Linked DNA regions of Mus musculus: region 1 is linked to region 2. A link is a loop called in an ENCODE intact Hi-C map of the cell type or tissue named here. Cell type or tissue: gastrocnemius. All regions are shown on one strand.

Region 1 (4,000 bases), 51 kb before region 2:
ATGCAGTTTGTAGAGTCAACAACAAGAGAGACGGTGCCTGTAGAAGGAGTAGCCAGTGTGTGGTGTCCTCACAGGCCACGGTGGTCCCTGTCTGTGGTGCTGCATCCCTTCAGCTCTGGCTACCTTCAGCCTCTCACTGCTGTGCCACAGGGGACGGGCACACTCGGCTTCAGTTGCCCTGCTATCTCTTTTCATTCAAGTGTTGGTGATGGAGCTCAAGGCTTTGTGCTGTGCACAGTTGCTCATCCACTGAGCTGTCGCTCTCACAGGGCTTGCATTCATAACTGGTGCCTTAGCTTTTAAAGTTACTTTTATCTGTATGGTGTGTGTGTGTGTCTGAATATGTTTATATCTGTATGTGGGTCTGTGTCTTTATGTGTGTGTGTTTATATGTGTACCTCTGTGTGTTCGTGTGTGTTTATGTGTGTGTATATGTTTATGTCTGTGTATCTGTGTGTTTATGTGTGTGTCTGTGTGTGTATGTTTATGTATGTGAGTGTCTGTATTTGTGTCTGTGTTTATATGTGACTGTATGTGTCTGTGTGTCAGAAGTCAATGCCAGGTGTCTTTTATTTATTATTTATTATTTATTATTTATTATTTATTTATTTATTTATTTATTTATTTGGGCAGGGTCTCCCTCCGAATCTAGAATTTGTTGTTTTAGCAATGCTGGTGGTGAGCGAGCCCTGAGAGCCTCCGGTCTCCCCGCCACCCGTAGCACGGGGTTAGAGACGTGCACTGCTGTGGCTGACTTTACCTGTGGTGCTGGACATCCACATTCAGGTCCTCTTGCTTGCTCAGCAAGTACTTTCCCTCTACTGAGCCATCCCTCCAGCCCCTTATTTTGAATTTCAAACGACAGCTTTCCTAGAGTAGGAGAGTGCAGGCCCCTGTGGACATTTGTCATCTGGATAGAGTTGAAGAATCTTTCATTTAATATTAGACTCCAAGGGTTTGTACAAGCTGTGGCCTCTGCCACCCAGCAGACCTTTATGCAGGATGAGCTGCATGGGCGAGGAGCAGCTTGGTTATCCAAATGAGCATGCCCGGGCAGGAGGCGCGAGGCGGCGGCCCTGGCTTGTGCGTCTCTCCTTCCAAACTCTCTCTGGAATGCATCTGTAACTGCAGGAGATCTTTCCAGCTGTCCTGGAGGCTCAGTGCACTGTAGGCACAGAGCCGGACTGTGGGATGAAAAGGGTCTGTCCAGGTGGCTGCAGACTCAGAACCTTGGGGTGGGAGGGTGTGGAGATGTGGTTGTATCTGATGCAGGCCTCATCTTTTGTTTTGTTTTAACTTAAAAGCACTTAATAAAATTTCTGAAGCCATAGACTAAAACCATCATACCTAAAGTATGAAACAGAATTAAGGCAGACCAAGGCCTTTTTCCTGAGAGCATCATCTTAACCTCCGTGCTACTCGAAGGGAATATTTGTGTGGTCATTTCTCTAGTTTACCTTTCTAGTTTCAGTTCAGCTGAAGGGAACTTTACTTAAAACCAAAAAAGATGTTTTTAAATAACAGAAGTGGGGATGGTAGTGTGGGCCTTTAATCCCAGCACTTAGGACCTGGGTGGGAGGATTGCTGAGTTCAAGACTAGCATATCCCATATATTGAGTTCAAGGCCAGCCTGGGCTGTGTTTATCCAAACCTGGGCTGTATTTTCAGAACACGAAGCAGCAACTGACAAGGCTGATCTCTTTCCTGACTCTCTCCCAGCTGCCCCAAACCATGCTTGTTTTAGAAGAGTGGGTTTTCTATGCCACACCCACACCCGAACCCCCAGATAATAATTTCCATGGTTTGGTGCTAGGGCTTGCATGCAGGTCCTCATGCCTGCCAGTTAATTCTTCTACCACTGAGGCAAATCCCAGCCCCGAAATTTCCTAGTTGTGTTTTCAGTTATAGAGAGTGGAGTGAGGGAGATGGGGGTGGCGAAGAGGAAGAAGCCAGGGAGAGGGACAGCTCTAGCTTACTCCCTTGCACTGGGAGGCCAGAGCTCTCTGTTCTCAGCCTTAGTTTTTGAGACCAGGTCTCTCACTGACCCTGACATTTGTCAATTAGGAATCTCTGGCCGATCAACATACACGCTCCAGGAATCCATTTGTCTTTGCCCAGCTCCTGCCCACTGCTGGTATTACAAATGCTTGCTGCCATGCTCTGATGGGACCCGGGAATTGAACTTGGGCCCTCATATCAAAAGGATGAGGATCTGAGAGAACTTGACAAAGAAGTCTCCATGAAGGGGAGGGCGCAAGGGCTGGGAGCACATGCAGAAGGCAAGCCTTCCAGCCCAGGGTGTGCTCGAGAAGTCAGGAGGAAACTAATATGACTGGTGCCCCGTGGGTGGAGTGGGGTAAGATGGGAATTCTCTTCCAGCTGGGATATGAGGGCAACCCACGGAGCATGTGCGATTCTGGAAATAGGAGGATTTTCCTAGGAGAGACACCCAATGCATCCTGTCTTCCAGAGCTTCTCTTTGTGTGTGCGTGTGTTTTATTTCTTTGTATCGGAGTTAATCCAGTGTTTTCAAACACCAGACCCTGTTCTATTTCCCTTGAATCTGTTCCCAAGGAAAGTAAATATTTACAGCCCCGGTGGTAAGGTGTGTTGCTTGGGTAAGCGTTCAGGAATAGGCGACTTCACACGCAGTTTAGCAAACCGTGTTCTGTTTTTGTTTTGCTCCGCTGCTAATCAGGCAAGAATGATTTCGGCAGGAAAGTCCGTATCTTACCCAACCATCTGTCACAGGAATGCAGCGCCCTGGCAGCCGTCATCGCCTGATGAACACTCTCTGGGACTGCTCTCTTTTACCCATGTTCTAGGGGAGGCAGCAGTATATTTTGCTGGTCACTGCCTCCCTTGCAAAGGACCTTTCAAACTGTAGGCCTTAGAGGCAAAAGCCAAAAAAAAAAAAAAAAAAAAAACCAGTACAGGGAGCCCTTTCCAGCCCGGTCCTTTAGCTGTAAAAGGAGGGTGAAGAAATTAGGGGGCCGAGAATGATTTACTGCTGTGTCATGGGCCTTGTCCTCTGTGCACAGCGCGGTACAGGGAGTTTCCCATGAGAACCTGGGGATGAGGGTGTCGGGTGCAAATCTAGCTCTTGGTTGGGGGGGTCCAGTGTGCTTTCTGCCGTATGCTTTGGAAAGGGCTCAGGAGAACCTTATTAACTAACTGCACGCAGAGCTTTGGTTGAGGCCCCAAAGTTTCAGTCCCTTCTTAGTTCAGCCAGGAAAAGTTGCCTTTTGTCAGAGGTAACTGCCAGTCACAGAGAGATGGCAGCGTGTCTCCGGAGAGGAGGAGGAAAGCCCTTTTACGGGATTACTGATGTACTGAACAGTTTTGGAATCTCGTTGACTATGTGGGTTGTTCCCCAGATGTCATCTAACCCCTGGAAGAGGTGTGTTCCCATGGGAGGTGCTCGACTAGCCAGGGGTCCTTGAGGTGCACCAGCCTGGGATGTTAGGGTGAGAAATTGCTCCGTCCTTAGTCACCGCTGTAAACGAGGGCAGGTCGCTTGTTAACTGGAGAGACTGGGGTCCAGACAGGCTTGGGGTCCAGGTGTCTTAGCAAACTGCCTGCGTATATACTTCTAGTACCTGATTTGGGCGAGGCCAGGCTGAGAGCTCTCAGATCCTGTGTCTCATTCAGGGTTCTAATCAGTTTTGTTCTGATTCTGAGGGAGGCATTTATGGCAAGGTCCTCGGAGCCCTCAGTTATGTGGCGTTGTAGAACTGAATTGTGGGGTGAAGGCTTGACCTGGGGAGAGAGGACTTGATGCATATAGTCTCATTTTCAGATTTGTTTGGGGACAGAGTCTGCCCTCCACCCCCAAGGCATTATCGTCATGGCTCCACGGGTTAGGGTGCAGCTCAGTTATTAGGGTGCCTGGCCAGCTTTTGTGAGGCTGAGGTTTCCACCCCCAATATCGTGACGACCGAGAACGTGCTCAGAGCTGTAATCTTAGCACTTGGGAGATGGAGGCAAGAGTTCAAGGCCA
Region 2 (4,000 bases):
GCAAAGGGCAGGTCCTCTGTGTCCACACAGGAAAGGCACAGTAGCAGAGTGGTAGCAGACCTGGAAAGTGTGGACTTCAAGGAGGACTTCCAGTTCTGAGAAGTTGTGCAGCTTCCATCTCTGGCTGGACGCAGGCTATCACCAAGCTATTGTGCTGTGTGTCACAGGGGCCTGATGAGATGGGTGTGGGTGTTTGTCTCTGAAAACAAAAGTGTTTCATTTTATATAGAGAGCCTTAGTACCCAGCAAATGGGCATCTGGGTCATTAGATCAAGGGTATCTTTCATATGACTTTGAAGCTGATTACAGCATTTTTGTGCATATGGTGTGCTTGTGGGGTGGGGATTGTCAGAGGACACCTGTGGAGTCAGTTGCATCTTTACATGGGTTCCCAGAATGGAGCTGAGGCTACCAGGCTTGTGTGGCAAGCATCTTTACCCCCACCCAGCCATCCTGTCAGCCCTCTTTCCTACCCCTTTGCCAGAGCAGAATGTCTGTCCACACTTCTCCTCATCAAAGATGATCAACTAAGCTTAGGAAGGCTGATTGATTGACAAGACCAGTTCTGACAGAGCAAGACACTTGTATAGGCGGGCAGATGCCATCGTGGCTGACCTTGTTCCTGTCCCTTGAAGTTACGGTGGCAGAGTTATTCCTTCCCATGCCCTCCCTGGGTCCTGTAGGCATTTCAGTTGTGCCTGCCAATAGTTCTATTTTGCACACAGTAGGAAAGTCACACCAACCACATCTCACTGACCCATTTGCTTCCATGAAATTAAGTGTCTGTCTGTCTGTCTGTCTGTCTGTCTTGATGCTTTAACTGCCTACAAGAGATTATAGTGGTTGAGCTGAGTGTGCAAGTGTTTGCCTTCAAATCCTCCTTCAAAGACCTCAGTTGTGTGTAAGTGTCACTTAAGGGCCAGTCTGTAGGTCCTTAGGCTATCTGTGGAGAGTTGAAGCTCAAATGTTTCAGAATTCTTACATATTCATGTCAGTGTCCGTTTCGTCTCTGACTACCCGTGAAATTTGTTTGTAAGGAGGACATTATGTTATTTTTTTTCTCATCAGTGATCAAAACTTGTGACAAGAAGCAATTTAAGGGAAAAAAGATTTACTCCAGCTTATGGTTTGAAGGGACACAGTCTGCTGTGGTGAGGGAGAGATGTGAGCAGGCAGCTGTGAGGAGGTGGGAATGTGAGGCCAGGACTCCTTCCTCTTCCTCACAGGGACTGGAAGCAGAGGTGGGGGCTGAGGGGGTCGGGGAGGGGGTCAGGGAGGAGGAGTCAAACTATAAACCTCAAGGCTCTGTTCTCCAGTGACCTGCTTCCTCCAGCTAAGCCCTACTTCCTAATACCACCAGCTGGAGACCAAGCGAGCAAACCCACAACCCTGTGGGAACATGCCACATCTAATGATAATGGATACCATTGTTTTATGTCTATCTTTCCCACTCACTTCCCAAATCCTGAGCCGCTGTAGCCTGTTTGGATCATAGTGTAGTATCTAAACACAGTGCCCCATAGGAGGCTGAGTCCTTTATTTACAGAACCAGAGTGGCAGAGGGATATTGCTCAGCCACATTGCCACTTACGACAGAAGCCTGGCCCTTCGGCCAGCCCCAGAATGGTTTTCGGTGAAGCAGGCTGTGGGTAGGAGTTATTTCCACTCCCTGAGAGACTTTGCCAGCTCCACGCTCTCCTTCCCGAGACTGCTTAGACAAACCCCAGAATGGCTGGCACGGGAGGGATGAGCTTTGTCAAAGGGAAGGAAGTAGCGTAGACAGAGTGACAGGGGACAGGCGCTCCTTTGAAGGAGCCTTTTACATAGTGGGCATTGTGCGCTAAAGGGAACCAGGACGGGCTTTAGTTTGAATTTATCAGTCATCTCCAGCCTTGGGCACATAGTGCCAGGCTTTCAGATGACACTGAGGCCTTTGGAAGAGCAGGAAAGTGAGACATAGGAAATAAGCTGTGTCAAGTTACCAGGTGTGTCTGGGAAACTTGAAAGAGCCCAGGCTGAGCCATCGGAGGGACATGCGACAGCTCGCTGCTGTTGATAGCCCCCAACTGGCTCCGGGTCAGCCCGCCATCCACTTGCAGCTGGAGGGAACTAGAGGATGTTCCGTCTGCTGTTTCCCACCAGTGCCAAGGTCGGAGCAAAGTGCAGCATAGCTGACCTAAAATTAGCCGAAACCAAGCCAGAGACTTGATGCTTTACTAGGAAATCATGAAGATGAAATAATCTTAGGAAGAAAGCGCCTCTGAGGAGCAAACCCGTTTTTGAAGATGTTACAAACAGTGCTACTAGGAAGAAGAAAGCATACGATCATCTAAGTTAAACTTGAAGTCTTCTTGGCTGGCGTCCCTGAAGTAAATGACCCACTGTGGAAAGATGGAGACGACTGTTGTGGGTCTGATGGGACACCTGATGTAGGTCACTTAGCTTCCAGAATTCCCAAGTCTGTTTCAGATGACTACTGGAGTCAGCAAAGAACTATTTTGGTTTAATGTTCAAGGAAAATGAAGCAAACCGCAGAACCAAACAACGGCTGCAATGGATGCCCTTGACCCTGGAAGCTGGACACCTTGGCCTTCGGTACTTGTTTCCCATTAGGTCCCACACTCTCCTCAGAGTTTCGTGTGAGTACACACAGTCAGTCAGGAGACAATAGGAATGTCGTAAGCGCACACTGTGTCAGAAACATAGATGCGGTCTGGGAGGAGGCTCAGTGGGCATGAGCCCTTGTTATGCAGTCATGAGGCCTTGGAACCCCAGCAATGGAGGCAGGGGGGTGGAGACAGGCAGATCCTGTGAGAGCTCACAGGCCTACCAGCCAGAAACCAAGCTTCCTGTTTAGTAAGAGACCCTGTCACAAGGCAGTGACTGGCAGAGCAATGAAGAAGACTCCTGAAAGTGGGCCTCTGCATGTGCTTGCCGGGGCCCACATATGTGCACATTCACATACACACGTACTATGTATGCAAACATATACCCCCCCACACACACACACTAGCAAAAAGGAAACAGAGAGGCATGTTTATATATCTCTGTAATATCAAAATGTACTATAAGCTATGTCTAGTCGACTGGCCACGGTTTGTCAGTGGTCCAACTTCCCTGGTCCTTTGGTAGTCACAGGCTCTTTTATTCCAATTACTAACATTAGCTTTCAGATAATATATTATATATACACACACACCCATATATGTCAGTTCACAGAGGCCTCCCCTTTAGAAGGCAGCAGAGACCAGATAAATATGAGAGAGAGTTGTAGTAGGTTGTGGAGTAAGATAAGAATATAATAGGAGAACTAATGGGATAGGCACAGGCAGTGTTGATGGCTGAAAGCCACAGGGGCATTAATAGGACCATCAAGCCCAGGTTCAGTCCAGAAGGACCAGTCAGGCAGTGTGGCCATGCTCAGCTAAAGCATGGAGGACAGTTAGAAGTCCTGGCTGGGTCCTTCGTGCATTGGCGGCGGTCAGTGGTGCTGTTGCTATAGCAGTGGTGAGTGTGGCTTTTATTCAGTCCACATCAAGGTATGACGCCACCATTGGTCCGGTGTCTTCCAGAAGTCCTTGGCCCTATTTTTTAAAGTGTGGTTTTAATATGCTGTGCACTCCCCATATACTTGATTTTATTTAGAGATGGTACCTTCTCCATTGTTATTTATCATCTATGCTGCATGGCTGGTGGTGTGCGTGCATGTGTGTGGGTGTGCGTCTGTCTGCCTGTCTGCCTGCCTGCCTCCCTGTCTGTCTGTATGCCTGTCTGACTGTCTGCCTGCCTGCCTCTCTGCCTGCCTGTCTGACTGTCTGTCTGCCTTTCTGCCTGCCTGCCTGTCTGTCTGTCTATCTGCCTGTCTGTCTGTCTGTGTCTCTGCCTGTCTGTGCTCTCATGGAAACCAGACATCAACCTCAGACACCTTTCCTCAGGAGCCACGTATCTTGTCTTTTAAGACGGAGTCTCTCACTGTCTCATTTTTGCCGGCCTGTCTAAC

The links. Peaks named below come from ENCODE experiments on the same cell type or tissue, not always from the same donor. Only the 100,000 strongest peaks of a DNase experiment are listed, where the experiment ranks them.
Region 1: a loop joins it to region 2, with 2.2 times the contacts of the local background. A loop is called at or near these places in 1 of 42 quality-filtered maps.

The regions. Positions count from the first base shown.
Region 1 is chr1:189,754,174-189,758,173 of GRCm38, forward strand. The region is part of intron 1 of Ptpn14 (protein tyrosine phosphatase, non-receptor type 14); the gene reads left to right. Among named protein-coding and RNA genes, the nearest start is that of Gm51739, 22 kb to the right of the region's middle. In gastrocnemius, no CTCF peak of the experiment used is centred here; DNase peaks (open chromatin) are centred at 2,290, 2,750 and 3,375; H3K4me3 peaks cover 543 bases; H3K27ac peaks cover 2,805 bases.
Region 2 is chr1:189,805,397-189,809,396 of GRCm38, forward strand. The region is part of intron 3 of Ptpn14 (protein tyrosine phosphatase, non-receptor type 14); the gene reads left to right. Among named protein-coding and RNA genes, the nearest start is that of Gm51739, 29 kb to the left of the region's middle. In gastrocnemius, no CTCF peak of the experiment used is centred here; no DNase peak of the experiment used is centred here; H3K27ac peaks cover 804 bases.